2 separate regions of the Homo sapiens genome follow, and region 1 is linked to region 2. A link is a loop called in an ENCODE intact Hi-C map of the cell type or tissue named here. Cell type or tissue: dorsolateral prefrontal cortex. All regions are shown on one strand. Links, peaks and the distances in the headings refer to the core of each region. The heading gives the core; the rest is flanking DNA.

What was found. A loop is a pair of places that touch in the nucleus more often than their neighbours do. Peaks named below come from ENCODE experiments on the same cell type or tissue, not always from the same donor. Only the 100,000 strongest peaks of a DNase experiment are listed, where the experiment ranks them.
Region 1: a loop joins it to region 2, with 2.4 times the contacts of the local background. A loop is called at or near these places in 5 of 110 quality-filtered maps.

What each region holds. Positions count from the first base shown.
Region 1 is chr5:74,616,196-74,632,277 of GRCh38, reverse strand. It overlaps ENC1 (ectodermal-neural cortex 1), which reads left to right. Exons shown (of 3, transcript NM_003633.4): 3 at 2,286-4,869. It overlaps LOC124901005 (a long non-coding RNA gene), which reads left to right and starts at 7,370. Exons shown (of 2, transcript XR_007058822.1): 1 at 7,370-8,027; 2 at 8,184-8,429. RefSeq lists enhancers at 556-1,369, 6,395-6,894, 6,895-7,396. In dorsolateral prefrontal cortex, for the core only: no CTCF peak of the experiment used is centred there; no DNase peak of the experiment used is centred there; H3K27ac peaks cover 475 bases.
Region 2 is chr5:74,476,064-74,489,271 of GRCh38, reverse strand. The region is part of intron 2 of LINC01331 (long intergenic non-protein coding RNA 1331); the gene reads left to right. Among named protein-coding and RNA genes, the nearest start is that of LINC01331, 54 kb to the left of the region's middle. RefSeq lists a silencer at 7,705-7,834. In dorsolateral prefrontal cortex, for the core only: no CTCF peak of the experiment used is centred there; no DNase peak of the experiment used is centred there; H3K4me3 peaks cover 746 bases; H3K27ac peaks cover 232 bases.

The DNA of each region.
Region 1 (16,082 bases), core at 3,406-11,405, 140 kb before region 2:
GCGAAAGCATCAATTAACAGCACACTTAGTTGGGTGTTAGTCCAGAACTGACTATATTTGCACAGAAGAGCCATAAAAATTGCTACCAGGGTGGTGGTACATAAAAAATGACAATGGGCAGGCTGGCTGGAATCCTTGGAACAAGGTAAGGAAATTGAGGCAGAAAGAGGAGAGAAGCCACATGTGTATTCTGGCCCTAGTTTTAAGTTCTAGACCTTCCTGAGTTTTAGGTTGCTTCTCTGTCAAATGAGTGGTTTGATCTTTAATCTCCTGTGATCTGTCCCAACTCAGACTTGGGTCAATTGATAGGGGAGTTAAAAGAGGCGAAAATACCTAGCCCAGTGCTTGACGTGTAGTAACTTACTGTGAGATAATGGCAGTGGAATTAGCTTTCTGTGTGGTAGGAAAATGAGGTTTCTTTGACTATTATCTGCTTGTTATCTTTAGACTTCACTTTTGGTTCCTCCTTTTTCAGCCCAGAGTGAACATGTTGGCAAACACTTGACTTCACCCTACCCTGGGTGTTTGAACTGAATCATACCCTTCCGGTCGCTGGGAAACAGAGCAAGTAAAGTGTTAAGTTATATGTGAAATAACATCCTCTTCACCCTTGGCGCTACCAGTGAGAGAGTCAAGCACATGAAAACTAAATTTGACAGGGCCAAGTTTGCTGCTTTTAAAGGGCAGCGTAAGCGCCTGATCAAAGCCACTCTTTGAATTTCCGACAGGGAGAATGTTGGTTAAAATTTCTAAAGTTTACTACACAAGATAGTGCTAAAACATTTAAGAGGGGGTTGGAGTGCCTTAAAGTGCTGGGTAGGTGGGTCTCAGTCCCAAACTGCAAATTCCTCTGCCCTCCAAATGTAGGTGCTAACGGAATTAATAGAGTGTTTAACAGAAAGTTTCCCTAGGTCTTAAAGCTCATCCACCTAGGAGGTTTTATCTGCCTCCTGCTGCTCTGCCAGTGGGTGGGAAGGGCAGAAAGGAAATTACTTTGATTATCCTCTGTTTTCATGGTGCCGTGTGGCCTCAACCTAACTTAGGCTTTGATTTGCTTTGTTTCTTCTCTAGATTTTGTTGTTGTTGTTGTTGTTGTGTGTCCTTTTTTTTTTTATTATCGTTCCTGTTTGAATATGCAATTTTTTGGGGGGAGGGTGTGTGTATTCCTTTTTTCCTGTTTGAATATGCATTGTCTTGAAATTTTATATTATTATAAGATACATTCTTTTGGCCTAATGTTGACATATAGGTTACAAGGAGGTGGAGGTGGGGCAATGACACCGTAGTCTAAGGCATGCCTTGAAAGCTTGAATCACTGTTAGGAAACAGCCAAAAGAAACAACTCATGAAATGAATCAGGCTTCTGAACACACAAAAGCAAAGAATTCAGTGCAAGGTCATGAGTGGCTCCTCCAGAATTCCCTTTGTCTGTACTTAGACTTACAGCAATAGGGATACAAAAGCCCTCTGCACAATTTCCCCAGATGAAATGAGAAATAAATAAATGGGAAGAGTAAGCAGTGTGAGGAAATGCAAGCTCTATGAAATGTGCAGGCTTTGTGGTTACGGCACTTTGAATTGATATTCACACTTGATGTACGTAGATTCTGTAGCACTGGCATGCCGTAGCTGCTGGCACCTACGTGTGGACTGACGAACTTTGAGAATAAACTCCAAACTTGGGCTGTTGAGGCCTGATACATTGTCATGTGAAAGGAAGCGAGACTGATTTCTGCCATAATGGATAACAGAGATGCATTTAAATAAGAGGATTAGTATGTCTGCCTCCTAGATGGTAAAGTTAATTTGGAATCTTTCATGGTACATGGGCCAAGGAGGGTTTGCACAGGAATCTCCCTTCTTTTCACCCCTTAGTGATCACTTTACAGTCGCTCTGTTTAACCACAGAAAGAAATTTTATGAATGTTGGAAGCAGAAGATGGCAACTCCTAATAGCATCTAGACATATAGGTTTGGATTTGAAAGTGTGTATGCTTAGGAAAGAAGTGAAGGTCCTTCTTTAGACACCACTGTTTTTGTCAGGCCAGCCATCTGCATGGATGTGTACGTGCACACGTGTGTGCATTTAAGGCAAGTACTTTAAATATCTTTGCACAGTTCCTACTGAACATGTAAGACCTTTGGAAGCAATATTGTCCAGCTCCATACCAAGTTTAATTTAAAAAAAAATTTTGTGGCTAATAAGAAAAATTTAAAAACTATGGCATCACACAAATCCTTCATGCTTTTTTGTTTTGTTTTTTTTCCTTTTCCTTCTATTTCAGCTCACTCCATCACTCGATGAGATAATATGAGATTTCTACTTCGGAGAGGCCAAGTCTAATGAAGAGAAAAAAAGGAAAAGAAGTTGCAAGACTCGAATAAAATCTGCTGCACCTTGTAAATGCTCTAACTGGACATGAAGGAAAGGGGCGAGGGAGGGGGGTGGGATTTTTGGTGCAAGTAGCACATGGTTTAAATATGAATGAACAAACCTGTGATCTAGTCCTTGTCTTGTAATTGTGGATTAATGTCAATGTTAATCAGCCCCTCAAAGGGAGAGAAAAGCTGGACCTTTTCCCTTGCTGTACCATATTCAGCATTTGATTTCCATGGGCCCCACCATTTATGTGTAGAATTTGAAATGGTTGTCACCTCTCTCTGAGGACAGAGCTTGAAGCCTCCACACCAGCTGCTGCTGGAGATTCAAAGCCCAACTGTGGGTCCGAGAGGGAAGCTGGCTGGGCTGGCTGAAGAATGAAGACCACTGGACTCTCCGTTAATCTCTAAGGGGTCTGCTCCCCAGGAACGTTTCTGAACAATGGGGACTTTGTTGGTAGCCATTTGGTAGATGTTCTTTTCTATTTATAAGTGACTTTAAACTTTCCCTTGGCTGTTAAGAAGTTTGTTATAGATTTAGCTATTTATTGTTCGATGCCTGCATGCTGAAACAATGCCTACAGCTGTCTTCACATGTATGGACGTGTGTGAATGGTTGTACGTTTTGCACATTTTGTGGCTGTTGAGATGTGCTTTGCTGCACAAACATGAAAATTTTTGAGTTACAATTTGGAGCATAACTGGAGGGTGGGTTGGGGAGGGGTGGATTTTTAAAATGTCAAGACAGGGAAGGATGACAAAATGGAAATTTAAATGACATCCTAGAGGTAGAGAAACCGTGGAGATCGCTTTTCTCAGACTCACCAACTTTTAATGGGATTTCATGGGGTTTGGTTGTGCTGATAGGGTAAGGGGAGGCTGCTTTCTGCCCTTCTCCCCACTCCCATCTGATTTACTTAATTCAGTCTCAGCTGCTGAAATTTGGAAAGGACCAAATTGCTTTACAGTTTTTTTCTTTGTGTAGTATCTTGAAATCCTGGAAAATTCTATGGAATAGTTCTGTATATAGGGCACAAGTAAAGGCATTGTCCAAAGTTTATTTATTTATTTATTACCCTAAGAATGCTTTGCCATAACCACATTTAATGGGAAAAACGGCAGTATCACAGATGTAAATTAACTCACCAGATTTACTGGGCCTGAACTCATTCTCTTCTTGCTATATGATTTAGCAAGTTCTAGAAGGTCTCCAAGACAATAATTACATTGGCACAATGTATACTTCAGTGCTCACCCGTAGGCAAATCTCTTTTTAAAAAACTCTTTGGTGCACAAGTAACACATTTGGCCACAAAACACCAAAGAATTGTAGGCAGTGGCCCCTATTGAGAAGTTTTCCGGTAGAGTTGGAAATCAGTTGTGAATACATTCTTTGCTAGTTGGAGTGCTTGTTTACTAAGCATGTGCCGTCGTAGGTATTAGTGCTAGTCTCAGATAGGTGCTTCCCCTGAGGTGCAGGGGAAGACCAAAGTTTGCAACTCGAACTGCTTTCGTCCATGTTTCTCACATTGCTGTATTTTAGAAAATAGGGGTTAAGACTGATAACAACCTTTTACATTGTGACTGTGTTTGCATTGTCTAATGACAGATAAATCCTTAACATTTCTCTCCACCTTAGTACTTTAGACTAATTGTGTTTGTCCGTCCATGCCATGAATGAGTGGGCTGTAGTTGGGCCTAAATAAATGAGCTGTTGGAAGAAAAGAATCACAGTACTTTCCAGCAGTCAGTCCCTGGTTCCTAGATGTGTTCTAAGCAATGCAAATGTCTAATTGTCCCCCAGTGGGCATAGTCAGTGTCGTTTATATTGTAGCAGTTACAGCTCTGTAGTTTATGATGCAAATCTGCCAAGAGAGATGTATGTGTCACTGCATGGCTTCTGAAAGCAGGATGAATTTTCTGCAGCTGTTTCAAAGTTGGGGTCTGTTCTTGAATCCTCTATTAATTACTGTGTGTGAGCCAGAGGGAGCTGTGGTAAGGGTTGGGCCCCCAGCCTGTAGGGAACTTTCTGGACTCCCACTCTTTGAATCGATATAGGCATTTGGTCTCACTACTTGACCATTCTCACCCTGTGAAACGTCCCACACTTTGAAGCAAATACAATTCACAGCACAGTACACACAAAAACCTTGGCATAAGACAGAGAAGGTTCTTCTTATTTTGTGGGCTGGTTGCTGTAGAAACACATAACAAAGGGCAGCCCTCCACTTCTGGTATAATTGTGTAGCCCCTTTTCTTTGGGCTTGACACCTGTCTTGAATAAGAGTGATTAGAGCTGCATAATGTCCCTCTCTTGGCTATTGACCATGTGGTTCACGTACAAAACTCTGTATAAGTTGAAGGAAAATGTTCATGTTCATATGTACTTGTTTGCTATGACTACATTTTGAGGTTTTGTAAAACTGTTATTTTTTTTTTTTTCACAATGTGAAACTGAAGGTCAATAAATTATTAGAGATTTTCTCTTCATTATGTGTGTGGGTCTTCATTTGAATAAGACACAATTTGAGGCATTGTAAACGTGTGCCTTTTCTCGTTTATCCAAAGAAGGATCATTTCAGATATTCCGAACGTGTTTTATTTCACCATTTAGTGATATTTACAAAGGTAATTTTGCATATTAAATAAAACTTCCTGACCATTAGAGTATCTCTTTAAGCAAGACAAAATTCCTCATTTATGGGTTATTCATAGCTGGGAATATAACAAGTCACACACCATGCGATATTAAGACAGCATACTTTATATTGGAATGAATTTAGTTTTTTGAAATCCTCACGTGGGTTATATTTTGACAGAAAGCTGTTAGAGAAGGAGCTGGAGTTCAATCCTCTTTTCATCTGCTGACATCTGCTTTAGAAATCATTTAAAGTGGAAATATATGCATATTATTTCTGTACTGCCACAGAAAAGCACAAGTTTAACCCCTCAGGGATACTTAGTTTGTTCCAAGCTGATGGCTGTCCTAGCTGGCTCTGCATAAGGCCAGTTGAAGCCTCCTGCCCCTACCTCATGATGGCTTCATGTCACACTGAGATGCTCCTTTATCACTTGGGTTGGAACCCTTATTGTTTCAGTGTGCAGAGCAAGGTTGGGCATAACCTTTTCTGGGTAGAAAATAAATATTACCTAATTGGGAACTCTAGGAGAGCTCACAAGTAGGCATAATGCAATTACAGCCTTTGGACTTTGACCAAGATGCCAGAGCAGATGCCTTGGGTTTGACAGGAGGATCATTCGGTTCTGTGCTGTGTGAGGCTGGTCTAGAGCCAAGCCTTTGGGGACCAGTGTCAGCCTTCAGATTCCAAGTGCATGATGTTGAAGACCCGTGGAAACCCTGTTGATGACACCATATGGATGACACCAAATGACAGGGAAGAACGGCGGGTTAGTTAGGAGTTGACGGATGGGATTTAGACTCAGGAAAAAGTCTTGATGTTAATCCCTAGAGGGGTTGAGAATGGTTCCTGTAGACATGATTGTGAACAGATCTTTCATTCTCTGGAGTTGTTTCTCTTTATCATCTCAGTCGGAACATGTAGACAGATTAAAAAGATACTTCAAATTCTTAATTTTCATTCATTTGGAAATTTCATTTCATTTAGATAGATCACACCAAACAGTAGCTATGGTAATAAAAATCTGGCCACAGTAGGCAAACGGGTTGGAGGTCGGCAGTCCAGGGCCGGGACAGCACCCCCATGAGGCCATCAGGCCTCATGCTTGCAGGATGGCAGCTGCATCTCATGGCATCTCATCTGCTTTCCAGGCAGCAAAAGTGGGGCAGACAAAGGGGAAAGGGCTCAGGCCAGAGGACATTCTCCCTTTTACTTTGAATAGTAATAGTTTACCCAAAAGGCTCACCGGGAGACTTACACTTACCTCTCAGTAGCCAGAACTGGGACATGTGAACTTCCCAAGATATAAGAGAGCTTGGGGAGGGCAGAACTTTTATCTGGCACACTGCCACCCCACAGCAATGTGATTTAATTAGTAAGGAACAAAGGGAGAGCAGACGTTGGAGGGGGAAATACACAGATTATTCTCTGCAGTTGGTAGGCTTATCTACTACAGCAATGGTTCCCAGCCTTTTTGGCACCAGGAACTGGTGTTGTGGAAGACAGCTTTTCCATGGATGGGGACTGGGCCTGGAGGCGGCAGGGATGTTTTTGGGATAAAACTGTTTCACCTCAGATCATCAGGCATCAGATCAATCTTGTCCAACCTGTGGCCCAGGATGACTTTGAATGCAGCCCAACACAAATTCATAACCTTAAATTATTTGTGATTTTTTTTAGCTCATTAGCTATTATTAGTGTCTTTTATGTGTGGCCCAAGACAATTCTTCTTCTAATGTGGCCCAGGGAAACCAAAAGATTGGACATTCCTACACTAGATTTTCATAAGGAGTACAAAATCTAGATCCCTCACATCTGCTGTTCACAATAGGGTTCCAGCTCCTATGAGAATCTACTGCCCCCTCTTCCCCGGCTCCGCTGATCTGACAGGAGGCGGAGCTCAGGCAGTAATGCTCACTAGCCAAAGGCTCACCTCCTGCTGTGCCGCCCACTTCCTAACAGACCACGGGCACTGGGCCATGGCCCAGGGGCTAAGGACCCCTGTACTACAGGGAATCATCAAAGAGTCATTGTAAACTATAGCCCCATTCATTAAGTGATGAGCTGAGATTGTGCTAAGGACCTGCTTTACAGTCATCTCATTTAATCCTCATGACAAATTGAGGTAAATATAGCGAGATTTCTAAACGTCTCTGAGCCATAGATACTCGATCTGTAAAATAAGCATGACTAACATTCTTTCTAATAGAAAAATTTAATAATATAAGAAATTTAAGAGTAAATACCAGGCTCAGTGCCTGGCACATAGTAGGTCCTCAGTAATTTTTAGTTGCCATTTTGAAACATTATGGGGAGAGATACATACATAAAAATCTGAGTGCTTATTCTATGCCAGGGACTGAGTTAAGGGTTTGCAAGCCTCTCACCTTGCTCATCCCCCCGGCAACCCTGTGAGAGCAGGTGCTATTATTACTCTCATTTTGGAGATGAAGAAACAGGTCTTGAGAGATTATGTAACTTGCCCAAGGGAGTGGTGGAGGTGGATTTCAAGACACACTCTGACCTGCTCCTCCAGGTCCAGGAATGTAGAGGAAGGTGATTCACAGGGCTGAGCCTGACTGTGAGAAACCCAGGGCTGCCCTGCATTCCATCGTGCCTGGAACACATGACTCTGTAAGGTGGTCCGAGGAGACCTGCCGCTGGTGAGCCTTGCCCTGGACATGAGGACTGAAGAAGCCAGTGGAAAGAGTTGATTGAGACTCAAAATGTTCCTTGACAGCCAGTTTCAGAAGATAAGTTGTAGAGAATTTAAAAATGAACGGGGGCTCCTGGGTGGTTGTTACACTTGATCATTCATTGAGCTGTACACGGATGCTTTTTGTGCTATTCTGTTTGTAAAATGTTTATTGACTAAATGATTGAATATACCCATGGATAATGGCCAGACCGTGTATGAAAATGGAACTCTGACCCACAATCTGCAGCAACCAGCCCAGGAAACCAACACATTGTCTATGGTGATCAGCCCAGGAAGCCAGCCTGCTCTCCGTAAGTCAGACCTGTAGGAAGTTAGACCACTATCTCTGGCAACTGGTTTAGAAAGCCAGATCATAATGCCTATATTATTCACAGTCAGCCCCAAATGGCCAGGACTTGACCAATAACTGACTACTTCCCTGATTTTTGTCCTTGCTTCTAACTAAGGACCAGCCAGAGAAAGCCAAATATGCACCCCTACTCAGACACCACAGGATGCCCACTTCTGGTTGGCCCACTTGCAGCTTCCCCATGCCAACGGCCTCCAATCAAACCTGAAGACATCCCTTTTTTCCCCACAATGAAACTTTCCCTTTTCTTTGTCTTCCTTTGAGTCTCTGCCAAAATGCAAGTGACGGTGGCTGACTCTCTTGCTATATAGCAAGCTCTGAATAAATAGCCTTTGCTTGTTCACATTTGGCTGGTCATTGTTTATTTCCACAGACAAATGTTTGCTCGATAAAATAATTAAATGTTTCAATAAAAAGGTTCACAAAAATGAAGTGGGGACCAACATTGTGGGTTCTAGGCAAGCTGGGTTTTCAGAAGGTTGCTGTTATCCTCCTGACTGTCTGAGTAAATAAAATGTACACAGTGCATATAGCACGAGAAAAATGGATTTTGAGTTAATGGGGTTGAGATTAGGGAGTCTGGTTTGCAAAAGGAGAACAGTTGCTTTGTTTGGGAATATTTTGAATAAAGTGAGAACACTTAAATAAGTTTTACAGCCATATTCATGGTGCACATGAATGTATGAATAAAAGCAAAAACTTAGCAGTTAATTCCTGGTCTTGCCTGTCACAAATCTTAAGTGCTTTGCCTGTCTGACACATACTCAGACTAAGCCATCTGTCCTGCATTTGAATTTAATCGTAGACAATGAATTTTAAAGCTCTGTTATATGTCAGACATTGGACAACTAGGTGCAAGACCTAACTTTCAGAGGGAAAAAAATGTATATTGAGGCATGACGATGAATTAAAAGCAATTTGACTAAGTAAATTATAAATCTACCATAATCTTGTCCAGCTCTGCTTACAGCCCAGCTCGCTTTGTGAGTCCTGGGGAAACCAAATGAGACAAAGTTTCTGTCTTTCTCTCTCTGGTCCTGTTTCCTTGGCAACCATAATCTTTATCTCTGCAAAGATGGGGGACTGCAGCAAGAAAAGGCAGTTGGAATTTCAGCAAAGACTCTCACTAACCTTTTTCTTGTGTTATCAGATGATTTGTTTTGTTATGAAAAGTTATTTTACACCCGCTTTTTAGATAACGTGGAGAGTGTTTATTGGATATTCTAGAAAGGCTGTGAGGATTTTTTTGTCCATGAGATATGCTAATATTGTATCCACAAAGAAGATGAAATCAGCCCTTTGGTAGACACAAACTAGGCACCTGCAAAGTGGGAACTAAAATCTCTCTCTCTCTCTCTGTCTCTCTGAGGCTCTAAAGAACACATATGAAAACTCTAAATTGCAAATACACCTGCCCCACTCACCCACCCACATACATTCTGGCCAAGGCATTGCTGCCAGAAGAACCATTTGCAGAGAACAAATTTTGTAATTTTGAAATAATTTCTATACTCTGAGGAGAAGTGTGGGGAAGGGCAACCCACCCCTACAGAGAAGGAAAGGAGAAAGGAAAAGCAGAAGACAACCTTGCCGGAATGTTTCTGGTAGTGGTGGCCTCTTCACAGCCCTTTCTGGTACTTCCAGAGGGTCCACCTATTCAAGAGATGGGGGGGGCCAATCAGCAGCCTTTTTCAAAACGGGAATACCTAAACTGCATTTTGAGGGCTGTTAGTCATTCACACATTCGTATGAATCAGGTCCATCTGAAGGGTGGGTGGGGGGTTGGGAGTGGGGCTCAGACCTAGGGGAATCCCAGGAATTAGGAGGCTTGGAGGTGTGGGAGAAGAATGAGAAAGGCAAATTTTTACTTCAAAGTGTTATGGTTAGAGAGGGGAAGAAATGAATAGGCAGAGCACAGAGGATTTTTAGGGCAGTGAAACTATTCTTACGATACTATAATGAGTAATGCCTGCCATTAAACATTTGTCAAAACCCATAGAATGTGCAACACCAAGACTGAACCCTAATTAAATTGCAGACTTTGGGTGATAATGATGTGTCAGTAGGAGCCTAAGAAATGCAGGTTGTAACAAATGTACCACTCTGGGCTGGGATGTTGATAGGAGAGGGAGGTTGTGCCTGTCTGGAGCTTCGAGGTATTTGGGAACTCTGCACTTTTTGCTCAATTTTGCTGTGAACCTAAAGCTACTCTTAAAAATTAAAGCCTATAATGCTCTCCTCTCCCCAAAACACCCTACAAAAACGTTAGAAACAAAAGGAGTCTTTTAGGGTTGTCAGATAAATTGTTTAATAAAGCATAGAGTATATTTTTTTTAATGTTACCTTGAATGAACATCAGGTACTGGAAAGAAAGAAAAGTCTTTCTCTCTGCAATATTGTCAAATATACATTTGGTCCCCTTCTTACATACAGCTCCTAAAATCCTTGGAATTGCCAGAGCGATGGGTGTCTTTTGTATGCTAATAAGATGACTGGTGGCCGGGGGCGGGGGGCGGGGGGGGGGCCCTAGTTAGCTTCAAGGTGAGAGCTGCATAGGCATGATTAGAGGACTGAGATTTTTAGCTCCTCCAACTGTGTGGGATGCCAGGACTGAAAGTTACGTTGATCACCAATGATTAAGGATGTAATCAATCATGCTTATGTAATGAAGCTTCCATAAAAACCCAAAAAGGGCTGGGCTTGAGAGCTTCTGGATAGCTGACCACATGGAGGTTTCTGGAGGGTGATGCATCCAGGGAGGGGATGGAAGCTCCTTGTCTCTTCCCATATATCTCACCCTATGCTTCTCTTCATCTGTATCCTTCCTACTGTACTTATAATAAACCAGTAAACATAAGTAAAGTGTTTCTGTGTCCTGTGGGCAGCTGTAAGTAACAAAGTACCAAACTCAATTAGGAAGCTGTGGGAACCCTGTTTTCCAGTCAGTTGGACAGTGGTGACAGGCATCTGAAGCAAGGGCAGTCTTGTGGGACCACACTCTCAGCCTTTGGGATCTGACACTATTGGTATGGACAGGAGACAGAAATACTGGGTAGAAGAGGGCAGTTCCCCGACAAAGGCCCCACCCTGAAGCCTGGAAACCCGTGGCCCTAAATGAAAGCAGGCATTCCTCTTTTTGCGCCGAAATGTTGCCTTTTGGCCTGCCACACCCCTCTATCCTGTACCCATATACACTCCAAATTCCAGGCTCCACAAACACATGAGCAGATGAACAGAAGAGCAGAGGAGCAGAAGAGCGGCATGGCAGAGAAGGAGAGAAGAGAAGGAACGCCTGAATGTCGACAGGAGATTGGCTGGGGACAGTTGGAGGGGAGATCAGCCACAGGATGGCCAAATTCCAGGGGAAGATCATCTTCCTACTCCATCCTCTTTCCAGCTCCCCATCCATCCCGCTGAGAGCCAACTCCATCACTCACTAAAATCCCCCGCATTTAACATCCTTCAATTTGTCCGTGTGACCGGATTCTTCCTGGACACCAGACAAGATCCCAGCTACCAACAGGGCACTGAGCTAGTTAACACTTAAGCTGTCTGTGGATGGCAGAACTAAAAGAGCACTGTAGCATGCCCACTAGGGCTTTGGGAGTTGCAGGCTCTCACCTCCAGATGCTACTTTGGGGCTGGAGCCCAAAAGCACTTGCCCCAGCTGCTGCACCTGCCCATCTGCATGCTACCCCTCCTTTAAGGGATTTGAGCACTTGGCGGCTTGCTGAACAGATGAGCCATACCCCTGTCGCACATCCTGCTGGGGGCGGTGGGGGGAGTTGGGGGGCAGGGGGAGTGGTCAGGCAACTCACCTGTCTCACTATCTCCATGTAGCTTGTGTCAGATTGAATTGTATTAATGGACATCCCACTGGTGTCTGCTGCAGAATCTGCAGAATTGCTTGATTGATGTGTGGGAACCCCCACCCCTACTCCACATCTCGTGTTGAAAGTATTGAGTGACTGAGTTAGCATGGGAAAAAGCCCATTCAGTTTTTTTTTGCTGTCTCTAACATTTTCATTCCTGCATTCCTTGTTCCCTAACATTTTCATTCCTGCATTCCTTGTTCCAGGACCCAGAATCAGGCCAGCACCAGTGGAAACTCAGAGAATGGAGTCCTGAAGGCTGACCCAGAACCCAGCTACCAATTATAACATCACTTCTAGGAGGATATGAGTCCCACATTCTCAGCAACCAACTCAAAACTCACTAATAAGTTAATGCTAGTCTGTATTTTGGCAAATACCTATCCATAGATATCTGCACTCCCAGTATAAATACTGAATCAGAAATTTTTATTTCTGTAATATTTTACTTCTTAGAATACTTAGTGTTCAAAATTTAATTACTGCAGTATATTTTTATTTTTCTTTTTAGGTGTTTCCTTGGGGCAGAAAGTTAAATGTCCATATGACTAGAAATTTATTTCTTCATTCATTTATTTCCAGGGAAAAAAAAACCATGAAAAGGGTAATAATCACTGACAGAAATGTGGAAATGTTCAAAGAGATAAACCAAACCATTTGGGAAGAACAATGGCCTTTTCAAAGAGTTCCACTAGAGCTGATTGGAGATAGCTGGAGGGAGACAGAGCCTTCCTCTTGCATGGCAGTAGGTTGGCCTTGCTGGCCTGGGCTAGGGCAGGGTTCCTGGAACTTCCTGTGAAGAGGCAGCCTTGGGACCCCTGGGGTAGAGAATGCATGGGGTGGGGCACAGAGGCACGATGAGGTTGTGTAGATGCTGCTGGGTGCCCTTTGAACCCAGCAAACTGGAGAGAAGGCTGTGAGGAGGAGGAGTCTAGGGCAGTGACTGCTGGCATAACCTCTGGAATGGCACTCACAGGTTCTCCTGCTTTCCAAGAACCAGGACCAAAGGCAGAGAACCCTGGAGTCCCAAGGTCCCTGGGTGGGCACTGCTTGTGGTTGGTCATATAACATTCAGTGAGTTACAGAAGGCTGGGTGGTGAGCTGTCATTAGCAGATGTCTTCCTACCTCTGAGAACAAGGGATAGGCATGACTCCTCCCTTTGTCTCTAAGGATGCTGGTACATGCTGTCTCAGAACCAGAGGGGAGAGGAGCTGTCTTGGAAGGGGCTGCTGGAATTGCACCTGGACACCAGGGGCCAGGCATTAGCCCTCCACGAGGAGCAGAAAGAAGGGGAGACAGAGAGAGGAGACCACCTGTCCATCTTCCTCTCTCCAGGCTTAGCCTACATACACAAACTCTAACTCACAGGGGGGCCTAGAAAGATATCAGAGTCTACAATGGGCATAGCATTAGTCTCTGTGAACTATGGTTACTGGGTAGAACCTACAAGAAAAGCAAAGTAAGACAGGTAAAGGAGAGGAGGAGCTTGTGCCCAGCAAAGGATCCCCACTACCCACTACCAAATGGGAAACATCAGGGTTTAGAGAAAATGTTTTCTTGTTTTTTTTTTTTTTTTTTTTTTTTTTGAGACAGGGTCTCACTTTGTTACCCAGGCTGGAGTGCAGCAGTGCGATAGTGGTTCACTGCAGCCTCAATCTCCCCAGCTCAAGCAATCCTCCCACCTCAGCCTCCCTATTAGCTGGGGCTATGGTAGTCACCACACCCAGCTAATTTTTGTGTGTGTGTGTGTGTGTGTGTGTGGTTTTTTTTTTTTTTTTTTGGTAGAGATGGTGGTTTCCCTATGTTGCCCAGGCTCGTCTCGAACTCCTGGGCTCAAGCGATCCACTGCCTCAGCCCCACAAAGTGCTGGGATTACAGGCGTGAACCACCACACCCAGTTTAGAGAAATGTTTGCTTTGGTTTACTTTGCTTTCCTTCACTGGGGTCTGGCCTGGGTTGTGATCTGGAAGTGCTCCCTACCTTCTCTGGCTCTCCCCGCTTCATTACTTCACTAGAGTTTCTCCCTATAAATCTATTGCTCACTGAATCCTGCCTTGACATCTGCTTCTTGGAGGACTCAAACTAAATCAGGGGGGTTACAACTGCAGACAAGGATTGAAATCATTCCTACCTATCACTCATCCTTATGGCCCTGTGGTTTCCTGTGTGGGCAGGGCAGGTATAGGGGCAGGTGAGGGGAAGACTTTAGAGGGGACGAGATTGCCCCAGTGACCCATCTTTGAGCAGCTCACTTCCAGAGGGATTCTTTCTTCCCTTTCTTTTTTATATTTGGGGAGATGACTAAATGGTTTTGAAAACGTCTCAGTGTTTGGCACAATCTGCCCGAGCATAGTGATACGACTGCTCTGTTCACAACTACGCTGCAATTTTAGACAAAATTTTCAGAGCATCTCAGCACCTAACAACGCATAAAAACCTGGTGGTAATTTCAAGATACGTAACATCTGCTTATTTCATTTTGTTACAAGTCACCTGGGCAAAAACTCTTCCTAACTCTGCCCCATAAATGAGCTAATATCCAAATAGAACATTCTGCTTAACAGCAGTAGCAATTATCCTGTGGCAATCCATTAAAAAAGCCTTAAAGGTATGTCGCTTCTCCAGGTTAACAAAACAAAACCATTATTTTTCTTTGTAGCTCAGATGGGCTATTTGCTCTTTGTAGCTCAGATGGGCTATTTGCTAATGTCTTACCAGCTCTAACAGCTTATTCTCTGAGAAGGAAATAGTCGTGGTTTCTTTGAGAAAAACTAGTCCTCCTATCTTGGGGTTTTAAATAAAAGGATTTGGGAACCATTTAAAGTGCATTGTAAAATAATGTGGTTCTACAATAGCATTATGGCCCCCGCACTTTCCAATCATTTTAAAAGCATGCCTGCCTATTACATCTATTCAAGATTTTCCAGTGGAGACCTTTGAGCATTGTTGTGAAATAGATAACAAAGACACTGAGTTCCACAGCGATTTCTCCTCTCATTATTTTTTTTCAAACTGCTAGAATGTAATTCAGGAAAAAGATAGGTTGATTAAATACATCTGCAAGAACCTTCTGGCTTTGGAAGCAGGAGAAGCCCACACTGGTCACCTTCAGTTTATTATATATCCTGACCCCTCTTCGGCACGTGTCTTTCTTCAGGTCAGTTTTCTGTTTCTTCTGTATAGTTTTGGAAGATGCCTAAAGAAAAATGCCTTGGAAAAGACTACAAGTTGACATCACTATTGTAAGGTATATGGGTGTACATTGGTCAAGAATTAGGCTGAGGCTGACATCCAGGCCTGCTTGAGTCAGTGGGATTGTTGCGCAGGTGCACACCTCCACTTGTTATATAACCTGTTTACGTAAGCTCATTCTTGGCTCGGAATTTACTTACTATGGTCTGTAAAAGGTATAACTGCCCTGCTGACACTGTACAGGCACTCCTGGGCTCAGCTTGACATGGCTTGGGGGTGCACTGGCGCCCAGAGAAAGAGAACCAGAGCTGTCTGTCTTGCAGATGGACAGAGGGGAGCCAGGGCATGGCACAGCTCGACATGGCTGGCGCTGGTGGCCAGAGGGAAAGAGTTAAGCTGTTGACCTTGAAGACAAGGGAGAGCCGGCCGTGCAGCTGTGTGTGGGAGCAGCCAAGCCGCAGAGCCGGCTGCTGAGAGGAGCTGCGGAGCCGCAGCAGACCGCCGAGATAAAGGCGGACAGTGTAATAGAGCTGCCGGTGAGAGAGCTGTTGAATAAAACTACATTTCACCTGCTTAGAGCCCCCCGAGTGTTCTTTCAGCTATTCGCCTATCCACCCACTCCCCTCGGACCTCAGTACGGGCCCGAACCTGACCCTGGACCTGACAATTGGCGTAGTTGTGGACCTAACAACTATCTTGATGCCATCTGCCAGGACCTGAGAAGAGTCTGGGCCTCTTAGTGGGGCAAGCATTGCAGGCGGTAATCCTCATCTTGCATCCCTTGGCCAAACTCTAAGAGTGTAGGAAATGACTGATAGTAGTCTGAATGGGTAGAATCCTGTCTGTAGCAACTTAGCTTTCTGTGTTCCAAGCAGGTTTTCTCTGAACCCTCTCTCTACCCCAAAGACAAAGCTCTCACATCAACATGGGA
Region 2 (13,208 bases), core at 176-8,175:
CCTCCTGGGCTCAAATCCAGCCAAATCCCTCTTTGCACAGTTTGTGAATAGTTTTTATATTTTTATTGATTGATTGATTGAGACAGAGCTTTGCTGTGTCACCCAGGCTGGAGTGCAGTGGCACGATCTTGGCTCACTGCAACCTCCACCTCCTGTGTTCAAATGATTATCTTGCCTCAGCCTCCTGAGTAGCTGGGATTACAGGTGTGTGCCACCACGTCCAGCTAATTTTTGTATTTTTAATAGAGACGGGGATTCACCATGTTGGCCAGGCTGGTCTCGAACTCCTGACCTCAGGTGATCCGCCTACCTCAGCCTCCCAAAGTGCTGGGATTATAGGTGTGAGCAACTGCACCTGGCCAGTTTTTACATTTTTAATGCTTAAAAATATCAGAGACAAATATTGTTTTATATTATGTAAAAATTTTACAAAATACAAATTTTAGTATCCACAGTAACGTTTTATTGGAACACAACCACACACATTCATATAAGTATTGTACTGTGAGGGCCTTGAGGTGCTTCTGATGTATGCTAGAGTTTGAGGACCAATGGGATAGAGAAATGGATAGACTGTGGTATAGTCATAAGAATAGTATGCAGTAGTTAAATGTATTAGATCTAAATGTATTAACATGACTAAATCTTGAAGTAAAAAAATTGCAAAAGGACATGTATAGTGATACTACTTTGTACTTTAAAAATAATCATGTGGTTCAAAGATACATATATAAGTAGCAAAAGTTATAAAACCTGCCCATGAATGATACATCTTAATTACAGAATAATGGTTACCTCTAAAACCAGAGGGAGGGGGAAGAATGAAGGAGGGGTTAGATTTTAGCTGTATTTGTGTTTTATTCCTTAAAGGGACTCAAATTAAATATGACAAAACATTAATATCTGTTAAATATGAGTAGTGGATATGTGTGAAATTTGTTAGAGGCTTGAAAAATTCATGATTAAAGATAAGAAAAATTTAAGCCACACCTTCTCATTGAAAAAATTAGGAATATAAAGAATAATATCAAATACTTAAATATTAAAAGTGATCAATAATCCTACCACCTGAAGGTAATTACTAATAATATTTTGGTATTTTCCCTTCTAGTCTTTTTTTTAACCTATGCATAGTAAAATAATTTTCATCATATATTTATAATTTTGTATCTTTTCTTTTTATTTAATATTGGCTCTTAAGAATTTTCCATGTAATTATTCTAATTTTTATAATAACCACATATACTTCATATTTGTATAGCACTTTTTTCTGAATTTAAGCATAAATACACACTTGCATAAAAATTTGGAGAATAAAGTACATAGAAAAGTGAAATTATCTGTCATTGCAGCACTTTGATGTGATAGTGTTTTATGTATATTTCTCCGGTCTTGATTGTTGTTTTGTATCCTTAATTTTTTAATTTAATATATCATGAAATTTCCTCCATGATAATTGTTCTAAAACCTGACTTTATTTTTTAAAAATTTATTTATTTATTTATTTTTTTGAGACAGAGTCTCTTGCTCTGTCGCCCAGTCTGTAGTGCAGTAGTGTGATCTTGGTCCACTACAACCTCCGCCTCCCCGGTTCAAGCAATTCTCAGGAGGCCTCAGCTTCCCAAGTAGCTGAGACTACAGGTGCCCACCACCATGCCCAGCTAATTTTTTGTATTTTAGTAGAGACGGGGTTTCACCATGTTGCTCAGGGTGGTCTTGAACTCCTGAGCTCAGGCAATCTGCCCTCCTTGGTCTCCCAAAGTGCTAGGATTACAGGTGTGAGCCACCGTACCCAGCCTAAAACATGACTTGGAATGGCTCCATATAATTCTATTATATATGGATTAAGATATGCACACATTTAATGAATTTTCATCTGTTACTCTTCATGTTCACTCTGTCCACATCTGTAAACATGAGAGAGAAAACCAAATAATCTATTGGCAACATCTGTGGGACCAGAGAGGGAACAGCCAGGCTTGGAGAACATTGAAGGAAAGACCCCTGTGCTCTGGGGAAGGGGTGGGAGGGGTGTTACCCTTGATTCTCACCTAAAAAGGGCTCTATGTGAGTTGAAGGTGAATGCTTATCTTCCACCCTTACCTTCTTCTGGCCTTAGGTATGTTCCTTGCTGACTTGCAGGGTAAACTTTTTGGGGCAACATACTGTATGGTTCTCACCTTCCATATTAAGGAGACAAGTGATAACTGTTGGGTGGTATAGGAGAGAAAGAGTTTCTGGAATCCTTCAGAAATGAAGACCCAGAGAAACTGAGAAATCTGTGTATTTTTATGTACAGTCATACAGAAGTATGAATGAAGGACAAATGGGTTTGATCTAATGGCAGTAAATGGAGAGGAACTTAGCAAGGCCTGTTTCTTCAGATTCTTCTCTGCATCCCTATGTCTTTGTTCCTTTCCTCTGGGTATAGGGAGAACTTGTCTATAATGAGGGTCTTATGATCTACTTTAGGGGAAAGTCAGAGAATTCTTTTATGGCCAGCTGCAAGGGAGAATGGCTGAAGAAAGTCAGAGAGAACATGCTTCTGCTGTTTTCTCAAATCCAAGGTGCCATATTTTGGGGTTAGTGTGTTTTAAACCCCACCATTCCCTGAAACTTCCCCAAAAAGTTTTACAGTCCAGAAACTGGGTATTGGATTGTCCTACAAGTTACTGAACTTGTCTTTTATTCCTGGGGATAGGCCAGTTCAGCTAGACAGTTAATAGTTGTGTTTCATGTCAGGAGTTAGTGTGGCAGGTCGGCTTCCATTAGACTTAGACGTCTATATGGTCTGATCAATCAGGTATTTAAATGAGTCATTTCTATGAAAACAAAGAAAAACAAAAGCTAATGGTTAGAGCAAACTATAAACTCAGTTTTTGAATCCAGATGACAGATAGTCGAGAAGATTTCTAAATTTGAGCTTGAAGCATCTTCAGATGGAGTGAAGACAGGCAGGGACACTGACAGATTTTTCTGGTTTGCAGTTTGAATGTCATGAAGGTTGTCCATACATAAGCTATTGTGGTGACTTCTCTGAAGTCTATATCAAGTCATCTAGCTTCAGCTCACAGGGCTTCAGGAAAGGGGCAATTTTAATTTCAGTGACTACACGTCAGAAGGATTGGGAAATATTAGTCTGGAGAGTTGCAGCCAGATATTGGAGGAAACTATAAGAATTTAGAATCCAATCCAGTTTGCAGGTAAATAACAAAACCTCAAAAATTATGAACAAGGCTAGAATCTAATAACAAGCACACTATAAATTTTTTCTGAAACATAATTTATTTCTCTGTAGTCATCCCCAGTTTTACCAAAAATAACCAAAGTAGACAAATTCACTTCCAAATTAAGTTTAGTCTCATTAAACTTGGCCAGTTTATTTACTAAGTGTAGCAAGAGTAGTGATTGACCATGTAGGCTCTGTTAAAGTTTGCTTTGCTGGAACTTTTCATAAGGAATCTCAGACTAGATTTTTAAAAGTATTTTGAGGTTAAGAACCTCATCCAAGGACTTGGCCATCAGACTTTTGCAATACCTATAGTTTTGTTGAATTCCTCTCTTCTCAAAGTCCTCAAAATCTTCTGATGTTCCTGGGCCTGCCAGGAAGTGACATCCCTTACTCGCCTGTAACTATGTAAGGGACCCATTTATAAGAATCATGTATGCAGGGTATCAGGTCAGTTTTTTAACCCCTAAGAGGCTTTATTGGCACCATAAAGTCAACCTTAGTTCCTTAAGTTGTCTGGTCACATCTGAAAACATGACATTCCAGTCAATGCCTTCATAATATAACCAGTGTTTCCAACTGTATCTTGTACAAGGAGAATAGATTTTTATTAAACTTACATAAATATGTTATTTATATAATATAGTTATTTATATAAATGTTATTTATATAAAAATATAATCCCTGGTATCTTATAATCCCCTTTAACAATTTTCCAATGTTAACATCTCTGGGTTGTGACTTACAGTCAAAGACTTTCTAGGGTCAATAAAAATCAAAGACTTTCTAGGGTCTTGGCTGAGCTGGTATCTTAAAGCTGTAGTTTTCAACCCTGGCTAATGTTTTCAATGTTAGAATCCTCTGGAGCATTAAAAAAAATCAGATGCCTGGTCCTCACCTCAGAGATTATATTAAATTGATTGAGATGGGAGAATATGCATCTGTATTTAAAAAGCCCCCCAGAGTTGAAACCATTGTTATTTACAGCCTTTAGTGGAAGGAAAAATTATAGCAATCAAAGACCAACTAAGGGTGACTCTTAATAAAGTTACGGGACAACTTGGCTTCCAACATTTAGAGAAACTCAATAAGGTGTCCTAGTCCTACAAGAAAAAGCATTTGGCTTGGAATCAAAAGAGCTATCCTGGCTCCACCAATTTCTAGTTTTATGACCTTAGACAAGAGATGTTGTCTCTTCCAGACTTGTTTCTTCCCTTGTTTAATAGCCACATACCTACTTCACAAGGTTGTTGTGAGAAATAAACATGATAATGTAATAACATACCTACCACATTCCATGACACATTTTTGGTGCCTATAAGCAGAAGTTTTCTTCCAAATATAAATTAAATTAAAAGTAGATTTATTGAGCCTGGAAGAAAAATAATAGAGCTAAGTGTGGCTTATTTAAACCTTTTGAATATATTTCTAGTGTTTAGGTCCCCAGCTCATTTACATGATAAAAATAGAAGGAACAAAACTATAAGGGCCAGTGTCAGCTTAGTTTCTCATTTTTTTTCCAAAAAATACTTAAAGGAATTGAGTGGAAAGAACCTATGCTAAGAAATACAAGTTTACGTATCCAAAATGTTTCCAAATCCACCCAGCCACATTTATAGAAGAAAGGGCTGGTTTTCCTGACAGCCAGCGATCACAAATGCTAATATGAAATGTGGGAAAGTTTATATGATAGTACGGTAGGCCCCCCTTATCCCTAGGGTACATTCCAAGATCCCCAGAGAATGCCCGGAATCACACATAGTACCAAACATTATAGCAGCGGTCCCCGACCTTTTTGGCACCAGGGACTGGCTTTGTGGAAGACAATTTTTCCATGGACGGTGGAGGGGTTGCGGGGGAGGGGTTGGTTTCGGGATGAAACATATCATCAGGAGTTACATTCTTTGTTTTATTTTTATTTAATTTATTTATTTATTTATTTATTTATTTATTTATTTATTTATTTATTTATTTGAGACAGAGTCTCGCTCTATCGCCCAGGCTGGAGTGCACTGGTGCAATCTCGGCTGACTGCAAGCTCCGCCTCCCGGGTTCACACCATTCTCCTGCCTCAGCCTCCCGAGTAGCTGGGACTACAGGCGCCCACCACCACGCCCGGTTAATTTTTTTTTTTTTTTTGTATTTTTAGTAGAGACTGGGTTTCACTGCGTTAGCCAGTATGATCTCGATCTCCTGACCTCGTGATCTGCCCGCCTTGGCTTCCCAAAGTGCTGGGATTACAGGCGTGAGCCACCATGCCCGGCCAGGAGTTACATTCTTATAAGAAGCCTGCAACCTAGATTCCTCACGTGTGCAGTTCATAGTGAGGTTCATGCACCTATGAGAATCCAGTGCCGCCTGATCTGACAGGAGGTGGAGCTTAGGCGGTAATGCTCACTGTCCCACTGTTTACCTCCTGCTGTGCAGCCCGATTCCTAACAGGACACAGACCAGTAAGGGTCCCCAGCCTGGGAGTTGGGGACCCCTGCTATATAGGCTATATATTTTTTTCCCATACATGTATATGTATGATAAAGTTTAATTTATAAAATAGGCACAGTAAGAGATTAACAACAATAAAAGAAAACAATTAAAACAATATTTTGTAATAAAAATTATGTGGATGTGCCCTCTCAAAATATCTTATCGTACTGTAAACCTTAGCAACCTCAGCATATGATTTTTTTCTTTCCTCAAGTCAACAGCTTTCACCTTTTCATTTAAAGGAAGCGCTTTACAGTTTCTCTTTGGCATGTCAGAATTGCCAGCATCACTACTCCTGGGCTTTGGGCCATTATTAAGTAAAATAAGGGCTCTTTGAATGCAGGCACTGGGATACCACAACAGTCAATTGGACAACCAGCTGGCTACTAAGTGACTGACAGGCAGGGAGTGTCGGCAGCATGGATCTGCCGGACAAAGGGACAATTCCTGTCTCAGTCAGGATGGAGAGGCACAGCCCTGAGATTTTATCTCACTACTCAGAATAGCACACCATTTAAAACTTATAAATTAATTATTTCTGAAATTTTCCATTTAATATTTTTGGACTGTGGTTGGGCATGGGTAACTGAAACTGCAAAAAGCAAAACCATGGATGGGGGTGGTGACAAGGACTTCTGCACCAACATAGACATTATTCCCCATTTTGGCGTTTGGTAAACAGTGTGCTTTATATTGCATTAAAGTTAATTTCTTTATGTATCATAACCGTTTGCTGAAGAGATACATAATGGTCCAGCCTTTTTCCACTATGAGAAAAAATATTTTCCAGCTGCATTGCATTTCTGGAAATGGAATCAACCGTAACCACTGGCACCAAATATTTAGCAGTCTGGATGCTAGTGGAGAGAAAAAGGGAAGAGTTTGCACTGCTCTCAAATCGCCTTTGCCACAGGGTAGTTACTATAATGTGATATTTCTGTGCTCGGAATAGCCAAGCTTGCGGGGAAAGCCAACATTCCCAGTGCTCAGAGTCAAACCACAACCTGGAATTGTCATGCCCAGGTGGGCCTTTATCTTGGATGGGTGAGGAAAGCCCTTTTCCATGTATAGCCAATGCTTGATGATCTGCTTCTGTGGATAGCTCACTTTATGGATTATTCACAGCAAATTTTAGGCCAAGCCCGGATCCTTTTCTCCCAACTGTCTTGCCACCCACTATGAGGCTCTAAACTGTCTCCTCCACTCAGCTAATGTGTGCTGAGAAAATTGGTTTTAACGCCACCATGCTTGCATTGATTAAATGCCTATCATGTGCCAAACTTTTCGTTAGGTCAGATCTCTATACAATTTTGTAACATAAGTGGTATTATCTTATTTTCCAGAGAAGGAAACAAGGATTTAGAGAGTTCAACATACTTGCCTAAGGTCACACACACATTTCAAAACAGAGTTAACTTTTAGGTTAACCACTCACTTTTGATAACTTGAGTCTTAGAAACTTCTCTATGAGTGAGAGGAATCTGACAAGACTTTTACCAATTTAGTGTGGTCAATTTTAAACCAGTCTCTTTATACATGAAAAGCTAAAGGCATTAAGCAAGTAAATCAAATTCAAGCTGTGTAACAGATACTCTATGATTGTTAGTGAGGTCTTTAAAAATAAAATCAGTTTGCTTAAGTGTCTTTATTGCTAGATATTATTATTACAGGGAGGATTACAAAAGTAGTTAATTTTTTTTGGCCAGGTGTGGTGGCTCCCGCTTGTAGTCCCAGCAGTTTGGGAGGCTGAGGCGGGTGGATCACCTGAGGTCAGGAGTTCGAGACCAGCCTGGCCAAATTGGTGAAACCCCATCTCTACTAAAAATATAAAAATTAGCCAGGCATGGTGGCATGTGCCTGTAATCCCAGCTACTCGGGAGGCTGAGGCAAGAGGATCGCTTGAACCAGGGAGGCAGAGGTTGCAGTAAGCTGAGATTTCACCACTGCACTCCAGCCTGGATGACAGAGCAAGATGACTCTCTTGTTAACATTTCTGTTTAAAGCCCATTACCTTTGCTCCTTGTCTTACTGTACACCCTCATTTCCATAGCAACAAGACAGCATGCAGAGGGGGCAGCCACTGGCTCTTGAGATGATGCAAATGCAGTGGAAAGTTCCACCTTGAAAGACAATATGCAAATCACTTTAGCATATGATAAACAACAAAGAAAGTGATGCTTTTTTGGGGAGACAGCTTATTTGGTTTTTGGAATGTGCTCATTTTTCTGACAGCTTCTCTATCTTGTTTTATCTTTCTGGCCTTACTTTGTTGAGACCAAAATAAAATCATTAAAAAACAAAAATTCAACCTGACATTGCATGTGATTCCATGGCAGATGTAGTGATTTGTGCTTCCAGAGATAGATCTTGAGCAGAACATTTCCAAAGCCTTTTAATTGTGCAATGAATTTGACTCTTTATTAAGTAAAGTTGTTACTAGGATATAGCTGAATAGTGAGATATTCCTCTGAAATAAATTTTCCCGAGTTTTTTTTTTTTCTATTGAGGACCTCTGCTATTATTTTTCCTTGTATCTTGCTAAAAGATTTTTAATATACTCAAATGCTTAAGAGTATGTACTATTAGCCTATATGGCCTTAACTTAGGGAAATAAGATTTCCTTTATAGGATATTAGAAATAATGTGAATCTTTTCGGCTCCACATTACTATTTTTGAGTACTTTCAAAATTGAGTTTCCCAAGAGGGATATCACTGCTGGAATATTCTGTCTTGAGACAGTCAACTGAATAGAATGAACAACATAGGCGTTTATTTTATATTTTAAAAATCCTAGGCCTGTTTTAAGTATCCATTCTTTGTATAACACAAAGCACAAGGTAAACAGGATGTGTATCTTGTAGGAGTAAAAAGAATACAGAAATGGTGCTCCTGTAAAGTTGGGGGAAATGCCTATAACAGCTCACTTTGTGGCTAAATATAGTCACTCTTCACACCTATTCATTGCTATTATTTATAGGGATTGTTCTTAGATATCTTTCCCCTAGGTTCAAAATTTCAAGTGATCAAGGATCATAGAATCCATCTTTAAAATCTTCTAAAGGTAATAATTAGACACCGTAACACCTCCTTTTATGCATGCATATCGTGTAGCTGTCACACGCCAGCTGAATGCTCTCAAGTAACACCTTCTCTTTGAGAGTTTTTGCACACAGCTTCCCGTGGAATCATGCTTGCATACGGGATTTCCACTCATAAGGCCCTGAGCCTTCCCCTCGAAGTCACTCACTGCATGCTTTGCTCTACTGAATGAGGCCAGTGGCCAGAAGAACTCAAAGTGTGGGTCTCTGGCCACCTGCAGCAGAATAACCTGTGGTACTTGGTACCTTTTAAAAATGCAGAGCTGCAAATCCAGACCTATGGACCCATCTCTGGGGATGAGCACGATCATCTGAATTTTCAGTAGGCTCCTTGATTATCATTGTTATTCCTGATGCTGAAGAAAGTTTGAGAACTGGCTCTCAGCTAAGGAATGTCGAGGGTGGGGGCTGTCTGGGGCTAAGAAAGCCTTCAGGTCCCCATATACACAAGCAGCCATTAACACCTGCTCTTCTGTCTTCCCTGGTCACTGCACCAACCCCTCTGCGGCCCCTGCACTTGAACCCATCATCTGCCTCCTCACCAGGTCTTAACAAACCCTTCTGGTTTCTCCTTGTAAGTTTTTACCTTAAAGTGTATTGAGAAATGATGTAATGTGTGAAGCAAATTAAATTGTGCATTATAAATTAAATCATTTTTTGACTTAGGAATGGGTGTGTGTGTTGGGGGACAAGCTGATGTGAGGGAGTTGGAGAGTTTTGTGCTTTTGTCTCAGGGCTCTGCCCTCATAGAATGACCCTGATCACGCTGATTCTTCCTGGATGATGGGGGTGAAGGTGGGAGTGCAATAGCCAGGGATATTCCATGCAGGGGCTGATATGAAAACATTTCCATTTCCATTCTTGATTTCATAGCTTTCATCTTGCACAGTTTGCAGCTAGAATCACGCTTGATGAAGAGCTTTTCTGGTTATTAAAAAAAAACAGAAAAAAAGTGAGATGGACATTTAGATGGATATGATTTCGGGGCAGTATGGCTATCTCTCTAGTGGTTTGGTTCAGATCTATAAAAACCGTAGCTTGCATTTCCTGAGAATAAACCAAGTCGTGGCTATGGAAAAGTGACCCAGAAGCATTGATGGATATATGGAGAAACCTATTTGGGTTAAAAAAAAATTCACCACAAGTGGATAATTTTGAGCTGATCTGATTTCAATGTAACCAACTAATATATCTGAGGTAATATGAGATAAATAAAAGGGAAAACAATGGATATGCCGCTGGTAGGAAGTTTCAAACTGAGGCCTGTCTCTGAGAATCACAGGTGAGACATTGTTACAGAGTTCCCTGTGATCTGGGAATGTAGAGAGTCACACTGAGTGTGTGATATGGATGTATGGTAGTCATCTTTATTTTCTCTAGGACTAGGCTGGCCCTGGATTCCCAGGCCTGGTACTTAGAGTGATATCGAGTAAGTCACCACCCTCACCACCCCAGGTTTGAAAACTGACAAAAGTTCTGCCTTCACTTCTGTGCATTCCTAGCCATCCTGTGCCAGAATTGAAATTGCTCTGGAAAATTCAGGGTCTCTAATAAGTGCTTGGCAAGGCAGCACTTTTTCTGATAGCATAGGGAGTAACAGCTTCCCAGACTGACCAGTTAACACATAGCAGAGATCACACATTGTAAGAAGGGAAATTAGCAGGGAAATATTACTGATACTTAGGGGACAGGCAAGACCCAGGGTGCAGGACTGATGGCAGCTAAATCCAGGTAGGGGAGGAGACGGCTAAATCCACGTAGGGGAAGAGAAAGATGGAGAGCACCAGGTCTCTGTAGATGGGGAGGGCCATATGGAAAATGTGGAAAGTAAAAATGAGGGCAAGAAAGGATAGTAGTAATCTTGTTATTTGCAAATGATGTATGGCTTTTCATAGCCATGTGTTCTTTTGATCATTCTGATATGGGAGGGGGGCAGGGAAGTGCTGGGTAGAGAAAGGCGGTGTCCTTGGCCAGGGCTCCACCCTTGGGCCTGTGCCCACAGACCTAAGTAAGAACAGGCACTCCTGTGTTCGCGCCCAAATGTTGCATTTTCCAAGACCACTCTGACCCACCATGCTCTGCATCCTGTGTCCATATAAACCTGAGACCTTAGTGGGCAGAAAAACAAGCAGCTGGACATTGAGAGGAGAAGAGGAACAGAGAGGCAGAGAGTGGCAGAGAGCAGCGGGGCGGCACAGCAGAGAGAGAAGAGGAAGGACATCTGGACACCAAGAGGAGTTCAGCTGGGGCCGTCTGAGAAGAGTTTGGCTGCTGGGGGGCTTGACTCCAAGGGAAGATCACCTTCCCACTCTATCCCCTCCTTCCTGCTCCCCATCCATCTCGCTGAGCGCCACCTCCATTACTCAATAAGACCTTGCACTCATCCTTCCAGCCCACGTGTGATCTGATTCTTCTGATACAATGGGCAAGAACTCAGGCTGTCACACTGGTCCCCTGCCCTAGCGATAAGGCAGAGGGTCTGTTGAGCTGATTAACACAAGCCGTCTGCAGACGGCAAAGCTGAAAGAGCACACTGTAACACACACCCACTTGGACTTCGGGAGTCGCAGACACCCACCCCTAGATGCAGCCATGGGGCCAGAGCCCAAAAAACGCTCCCCACGGTCTCTGCACCTGCCGTCTGCATACTTCCCCTAGGGGTTTGAGTGGTGGGGCAGTGAGCCACACCTCCGCCTAACGTCCTGCGAGGGGGATAAGGGAACTCTTTCAATTCCAAGAGCCCTCAAAGCGTGAGGGTGGTTGTTATCCCCATTTTACAGCTGAAGATACTGAGCCCCAGAGAGGTAGTGACTAGCTAGGACTAGAACGCATATTTTTGTCGCTTGTTTCATTCTTATATCCATATCTATTTCTCCCACTCTGTGCTTTTGACTAATAGACTCAAAATAACCTCAAACTAACTCTGCCTACTTTATAATTTTGCCCATGAATAGCCTGATCAGGGAACGAGAGGTTAGAGAAGGAGGCATACTCAACAGACTGGACATTTTGCCTAGGTTGACTTCTGCTAAATGATGTTCATGACTGATGGTGTTTTGTTAGGCTAAACTGCATAATGGTTCTTTAATGTGGGTAAGACAAGACCACCCAATTCACTTTTAACTGATGAAGCTGAAACCAGATCTTTAGAAATGAAAGGCATATGCATTAGCCTTGATAATAGATTTCCAGATGGCTGGAATCATACCTCTGTCTCTGCCTTTGGCCAGTGATATTGACCAATAAACTGCTTTATGTCAATAGATCATGAGATATAGTGCGAGTGAATGTTACATGTAGATAATAGCCTTTATTCAGGATCTTTTATGAAACCATTTAATGTACAACCTTCGCTTAAAGCTCTCAGAGGGGAAATGTTCCGAGAAACCTTTCTAGGGTGAAAGTTTTTTATGTGATTTTTTTTTTTTGAGAGGATAACACATACTAAAATTAAGCAAAGTGTACTTGAAAGAAGGAAAAAGGTGACGGATTTGTGAGTGGTTTTGAACAGTGCTTGTAGCAAACGGCACTGCTTTCCAAGCGTCCTCTCCACAGATGTAATTTTGAAAGCAGTTTTATGAGTGACACGCAAAAAGGTGGAAGAATATCCTTATGTAACTGTCATTTGCTCATGGAGAAGCATGATTATTTTCTACTCTGCTTTATGTAAATGTAAATGTGTGTTTCCGAGAAGGTTATTCTCCCCTGTGAATTAACATAGTCCATCTCAGAAGGGGTGATGAGTCGCTTACAAGTAAATTTTGACATCCTGGGATGTTTCTTTGACATTGAATTTCGGGAGATTGATCTGGTTAAGGCTGGTAATTGTGCCTCCTTCCTTGTGGGCTGTGTGCATATTTGCATGGGAGGGAAATGAATGCAAAGGCAGATGCAGAGTGCTCGCAGCACTTGGGAGTTGGCAGATGAACTCTTTTAGTGGTTGTTTTTTAAAAATTGCTTTGAGTGGTCTGGGGAATACATTAATTTAATATCCTCTTCATATTCAGAATATGTAACACCATTGTGAGAAATAAAACCCCAAGGTGAACAAGATTGAAAGTGAAGGCAGCGCTCTAAGGAGGAAGCCAGCTGGCTTGAATGGTGATGTAAACAGCCTTGGAGGTAGGAAAATGAAAAGTGCATCCCAGATATTTGTGTGTCTGTCACATTGGTGCTAGCAAGGGTGTAGAGATGTAAGAGATTTTACATCTTTACTGAGTCTGCAGCAAGAATCAGAATTGAAGGGCAAATGTGAGAAATGAGACACAGTTCGTAGGTTTCCAAGAAAGATAGGGTGACAAAATTGCCTGTCACTCCGATTTCAATACTTGTCATGCTGATCTGAAGAATAACATAACTGATCTAAAATTAGGACAAAATAAAAGTTTTTGATAAT